Regions from separate parts of the Homo sapiens genome. Here region 1 is linked to region 2. Evidence: chromatin loops called from intact Hi-C (ENCODE). Cell type or tissue: CD14-positive monocyte. All regions are shown on one strand. Each heading gives the region's core, and the rest is flanking DNA. Links, peaks and the distances in the headings are about the cores only.

The links. Hi-C counts contacts between places; a loop is a spot of excess contacts. Peaks named below come from ENCODE experiments on the same cell type or tissue, not always from the same donor. Only the 100,000 strongest peaks of a DNase experiment are listed, where the experiment ranks them.
Region 1: a loop joins it to region 2, with 3 times the contacts of the local background. A loop is called at or near these places in 5 of 110 quality-filtered maps.

The regions. Positions count from the first base shown.
Region 1 is chr2:152,431,075-152,433,989 of GRCh38, forward strand. All of the region lies in intron 1 of FMNL2 (formin like 2), which reads left to right. Among named protein-coding and RNA genes, the nearest start is that of FMNL2, 97 kb to the left of the region's middle. In CD14-positive monocyte, for the core only: no CTCF peak of the experiment used is centred there; DNase peaks (open chromatin) are centred at 1,267 and 2,447; H3K4me3 peaks cover 816 bases; H3K27ac peaks cover 2,263 bases.
Region 2 is chr2:152,610,353-152,613,267 of GRCh38, forward strand. It overlaps FMNL2 (formin like 2), which reads left to right. Exons shown (of 26, transcript NM_052905.4): 11 at 1,143-1,253. Among named protein-coding and RNA genes, the nearest start is that of PRPF40A, 110 kb to the right of the region's middle. RefSeq lists an enhancer at 1,950-2,029. In CD14-positive monocyte, for the core only: no CTCF peak of the experiment used is centred there; DNase peaks (open chromatin) are centred at 1,679 and 2,249; H3K4me3 peaks cover 1,568 bases; H3K27ac peaks cover 1,627 bases.

The sequences.
Region 1 (2,915 bases), core at 180-2,679, 180 kb before region 2:
TTTTGTTCGCTGTTTTCTGCAGGGATCTTGAGAATAATGGTTCTTTTTAAGGCCAATTGTTACTTTCTTTCTCACACAAAGGAAAAAAGAGACTATCTTTAGGAAACACTGCTTTAAATCATCTTCCTTGAATATTAATTCTCTGTTGCTTCCTCCAAAAATGGAGAAAATAATCCCTACCCTCATAGGCTTATTATAAGGCTCAATTATGATAATGGTGTGAAAACTTTGAAAATTAGACTTCAGAGAAATTGAGTTAATCTGGGATTATTTATCAATGTCTTAGTAACCAAAAGTTTAAAATGTGTTTTGTTTACCAACTGGTTGCATGTACATGGTTAATCCAAAAGGCTCAGCTTTTCAGCAAATGGAAAAAGATTAACTTCTTTATGGATCACATTATGAGATGAAACACATTTCATTCTAGCTGCTGAAAAAATAGCAACATGTTTTTGAAACCATTGTGATTTTGTATTGCAGTCACTAAAACATCAAATATATCATTTTTATGTTAAAGTGCCCTAATTTGTGTTGTTACATAAAACTTGGAGTACCTTGACCAAATAGAAGAAATTAATGTGCCGCGTGTCTGTTTTAAAGATGAAATCTGAGCCCAGTGTGAGGCTCATGCCTGTAATCCCAGCACTTTGGGAGGCTGAGGCAGGAAGATTGCTTGAGTCCAGGAGTTGGAGACCAGCCCGGGCAACATAGGGAGACCTCATCTCTACAAAAAATAAAAAATAGACAGACATGGTGGCACATGCGTGTAGTCCCAGCTTCTTGGGAGGCTGAGCTGGGACAATTGCTTGAGCCAGAGAGGTCAAGGCTGCAGTGAGCTGTGATCACACCACTGCACTCCTGGTCTGGGCAACAGAGTGAAACCCTATCTTTAAAAAAAAAAAAAAAAAAAAGATTTGAAAATTTAAATCTTGAGAAGGATTCTGAAGATTTTTGAGAAAATATTTTATTCCTCTCTCTGTTATCTGTGTGTATGTGTATATACACATACAATTTTATGAAATGTGGTTTATGTGATTGTTTTCAGTATTTGGCTAATATCTATGTAAAAGAAAAATGGGCCCACAGGCTGAATATGTGTTTTCTCCTCATAAATAGGGGACTGGTGGTTGGTTGCATTTCTTTTTTTTTTTAACAGTCTCAGATGATTCTGTCTTCATTTCCACTTTGCTCCCATTCTGGCATTGCCTGTGTGGATTGAGCATGTGAAAGCTTGACATCATGATTCAATCATTCTCTGATTTTGCAATAATTCAAAGCAGAGCGGAAGCATTGTGAAAGAATCATGCCAGTTTTCTTAAGGTCTGATACACCCATCCTAATTTACAGTATTGTTCTAAAGATGCACCAGGAAACACACATGCATGCACACACACACCCTAGTGAGACATCTGAGGGGATTTGGCTGCCTCCCGTTCCTTTCCTGTCTCCTCCCTTTGTTTCCAGATGCATCAGCAGATGGCCGTCCAAAGCTCTAAATTTGTACCTTGTGTGACCTTTAGCCTGGAGAAAGGCAAATTTATTCTGAGGATAGACTTCCCTGCCATTGCAAGTAGACCTTCTGTCAGTTGTTATAAATAAACTCAAGTCTTTGGATGTTCCTTCTGAGGTTGAATTGGCATAGGGGGCCGTTAATTAAACTGTAGCCTTTCTTGGGACTCTAACAAATTTTAAAGATGAGTAAGACAACATTGGAGGTACTCCCTGATAGTCCTGCAGTGTAGGATAATACAGGAGAAGCTCCAGGATCCATCTCCTGAGAGCTGGCTTTGCAGCGTAGGATAATACAGGAGAAGCTCCAGGATTCATTTCCTGAGAGCTGGCTTCAAAAGAAGTTTTCAGGTTGCATGGCAGGCATTGACATGGACTTTGGAGTCAGGCAGACCCGGGCTTGAGTTCTGCCTCTGCTCTATACTAGCAGCGCTTACCTCATGGAGCTGTTAGCATTAAATGAGGAGGTATTTATCTATCTGTCATTTCCCAGAACTGATCCAGGACCTAATAGGCGCTGAATAAATGGTAGGCCACTTAATTTTATATCACAAGAGCACATTCTTAAATCTTTATTCAAGGACAGGAGGCCCTGGAACTAACTAATGAAGGAAAGGGAAATTGCTGTGTGCCATCAAGCAGAGGATCAGAAAAAGAATATGAGAATAATTTTATTAGCACTTACAATTCACTGCGTTTCAACTATTGCAAAATAACAGTATGCAAGAGTGTAGGTTGTCTTACAGAAATGATGTGCTCTTGTTTGTGGCAGCTCATTTTAGGGGAGAAGTCATCTAGGTTACCATGTGTTTGTAGAGCAGAAGACTTAAAAGTGGACAAAGGAAGTTGGCATTATTCTGGAGGATAGAAAATCAACCCAACTTCTCTTCTCTTCCCACCACTGGACTCTGGGTGAGCTTGAGAATGGGAAGTCTTTTCTGTTGCCTAGTGAGTCAACTCTTAATGTAGTCTACCGTGGACATCAGGGTTGGTCTGAATGTAAAGTTGCATGCCCCTGGACACAGTGCTTGGGTGAGAGATGACAGAGGAACAGCTGGACAAAGTAAATGGGGTGAGAATAATGGCCTGGAGGTCCTTGGGGAAAACTTGTCACCACCTTAGGTTGGCTGTGACTATTTACTAATATGAGCTGTGATCAGAGGCTGAGGGATAAAGCAGGCCAACATTTCCTTTTCTTCTTATTACTGATTTCTTCTAGTTCTTCCCCCATAATTGGCCCCAACCTTCTAAAGAAAAGGCTCTGCAGACAGCAGTGGGGGAAAATCAGTCTGATGTAGTCTGGAGAAAATCTTTGTCCTGCCCTGTTTTCCTGTAGCTTTGAAAATCTCAAATGCAAGGCCAAACAACGAATTATTATTAACGTGATAGAGGAAACTGGTACTATT
Region 2 (2,915 bases), core at 159-2,658:
AGTGCCTATTTAGCCTATTCACAGGGCTGTACAATCCTTACCACAATTTAGGACACAGCGTCACCCCCCCAGAAAAAAGTCCTGTACCCATTGGCAGTCCCTCCCATTTATCCCACCCTCAGCCCTAGGCAACCACTAACCTGCTTTCTATCTCAATAGTTTAGCCTGTTCAGGATGTTTTGTATGAATGGAATCACACAACATGTGGTCTTCTATAACGGGTTTTTATCATTTAACATGTTTTCAAGATCACGTTGTAACATGTGTTGGTAATTTATTGGTTTTTATGGTTTCATAATATTCCATTGTTTGGATATACCACATTTTGTTTATCGATTAATGGACATTGGCTTCTTTCTACTTTTTGGTTGTTATTAATGATGTTACTCTGAACATCTGTGTAAAGATTTTTATGTGGACGTATATTTTCATTTCTCTTAACTGTATATCTAGAAGCGGAATCGCTGGGTCATATGATAATGCTGTGTTTATCATTTTGAGTAAAAGTCACACTTTTTAAAGTGGCCACCCTTTTTTACATTACCACCAGCAATGGATGAGGGTTTTAATTTCTCCATATCCTTCCCAACTTTTGTTACTGTATTTCTTTTTTATTATAGCCATCTGAGTGGGTGCGAAGTGGTGTCTTATTGTGGTACCTCTGTGACTTTTGAATTTAAAAATAAGTATAAAATATTTTTAAAGAGGCCGGGCGCAGTGGGTCATGCCTGTAATCCCAGCACTTTGGGAGGCCCAGGCCGGCGGATCACGAGGTCAGGTGTTTGAGACCAGCCTGGCCAGCATGGTGAAACCCCATCTCTACTAAAAATACAAAAATTAGCTGGGCGTGGTGGCACCTGCCTGTAATCCCAGCTACTCGGGAGGCCGAGGCAGGAGAATCGCCTGAACCCAGGAGGCGGAGGTTGCAGTGAGCCGAGATCATGCCACTGCACTCCAGTCTGGGCGACAGAGCAAGACTCCATTTCCAAAAAAAACCATATATATATTTTTAAAGAACCAATGAAATGAAGGAAAAGGAAATCGGTAAGTGAGCCTTTTTTATGAAATTGAAAGCACATGTCTGCAGTTAAACTGAGAAAAAAGTTTGGAGCCCATCTAACCCCTTGACAATTTCATTTCAGGTGGCTTCTATGCAGTTTATTAATATTGTAGTCCATTCAGTAGAAGATATGAATTTCAGAGTTCACCTGCAGTATGAATTTACCAAATTAGGCCTGGACGAATACTTGGACGTGAGTATAGCTGTGACCTTTGGCTCCAATATAAGAATTGACTTATTATTGCCTGCCCTCAAAGGTACGCTTCCATAGCAGCTAAAGAATGCCTAAAGCTCTATGCAGTCAACTACTGTAGTGCTAGTTAAAGGGAACTGAGCTGAGTGATGTACTCTGCCAGAGATGCTGGATTCTTGCAGGGCTCCTGGGATCTCAGGTCATCTTCTGCTAGCAGCCTTTTAGTACGGGAGTCAGATAACCTCTTGCAGCCTTGCTGCAGCTTTCCTCTCCTTTTGAGCTTCATCTGGGTCAAGTCTCATTGCATCCTTCATCTGGGCTATTGGGCAATTTGTGTTCTTGGTTACTCCGGGGACCCCATCTGGGCAGAGAAAGTCAAGCCAAGACTGTAGAGTGATGAGTCAGTGCTTAGAGCATAAAAAAAAAATAATGAGGAAATGGACACCAGAGACTTCCTCCTGAAGCTGCTAAATTCTGCTTCAAGTGTTTGTGGCTTTAGAAGTTCCACTTTTAGTTCTTAGGAGAAGGAGGTTTAAAGTTTCCCTTTTTCTCACTCCCTTGCAGAAGAGTTTAGCCAGTTCCCTGAAGTTCTTCAGTTAAGAAACAGAAACTTGTGAAAATCAGAAATGGTCTTGAAAAGGCTGATGGCTCACACCTGTAATTCCAGCACTTTGGGAGGCTGAGGTGGAGGATCACTTGAGCCTAGGAGTTCAAGACCAGGCTAGGCAACATAGTGAGACCCCATCTATACAAAACACCAAAAAATTAGCCAGGTGTGGTGGTATGTGCCCGTGGCCCCAGCTGCTTGGGAAGCTGAAGTGGGGGGATCATTGGAGTCCAGGATTTCTAGGCTGCAACAAGCTGTGATTGCACCACTGCACTCCAGCTTGGGTGGCAGAGCGAGACCCTGTGTCTAAAACGGAAAAGAAGTGGACCTGAGGATCCAGGCAGTTTTGTTTTCCCTTTTGTATAGGAATGGTCTAGTGATAGAGCAAGAATTGTTGACCTCAATTTCCTTCCTTTTTTTTGAGACAGGGTTTCACTTTGTCAACCAGGCTGGAGTGCAGTGGTGCAATCTTGGCTCACTGCAACCTCTGCTTCCTGGGTTCAAGCGATTCTCATGCCTCAGCCTCCTGAATAGCTGGGATTACAGGCACTATGCCTGGCTAATTTTTGTATTTTTAGTAGAGACTGGGTTTCACCATGTTGGCTAGGCTAGTCTCATACTCCTGCCTCAAGTAATGCACCCAGCCGGTGACCTGAATTTCAAGCCTGTTTCCAGCTGTGAAGAATATAGAAGTACTTCCTTTGGGCATCTCAGGAATTCAGTTGCCCATCTTTGTTAGAGATAAACCCAAGGGATTGCACAGACTGTACCCTCAGTTTATTAGGAGACGGAATCACAGAGGTGGTTACTCTCAACCTGAAGGCCTTGCTTCCTAGACTGGCTGGGCTGCCCTTGAATAGATGGGCCTACTGTTGTCTAAAGACTACTCAGGGAGAGGCGTAATAGATTTCCATTAAAATGTTGTTTGAATTGCTTTCCTTTTTATTTAAAGGCTCATTTATATCACTGGCAGAATATTGTACAGAAAGACTCTTTCTTACTTTGAGATCAAGGTTTGTCTATCCCTTTTTCTCCTATGCTCTAAAAGTATCAGT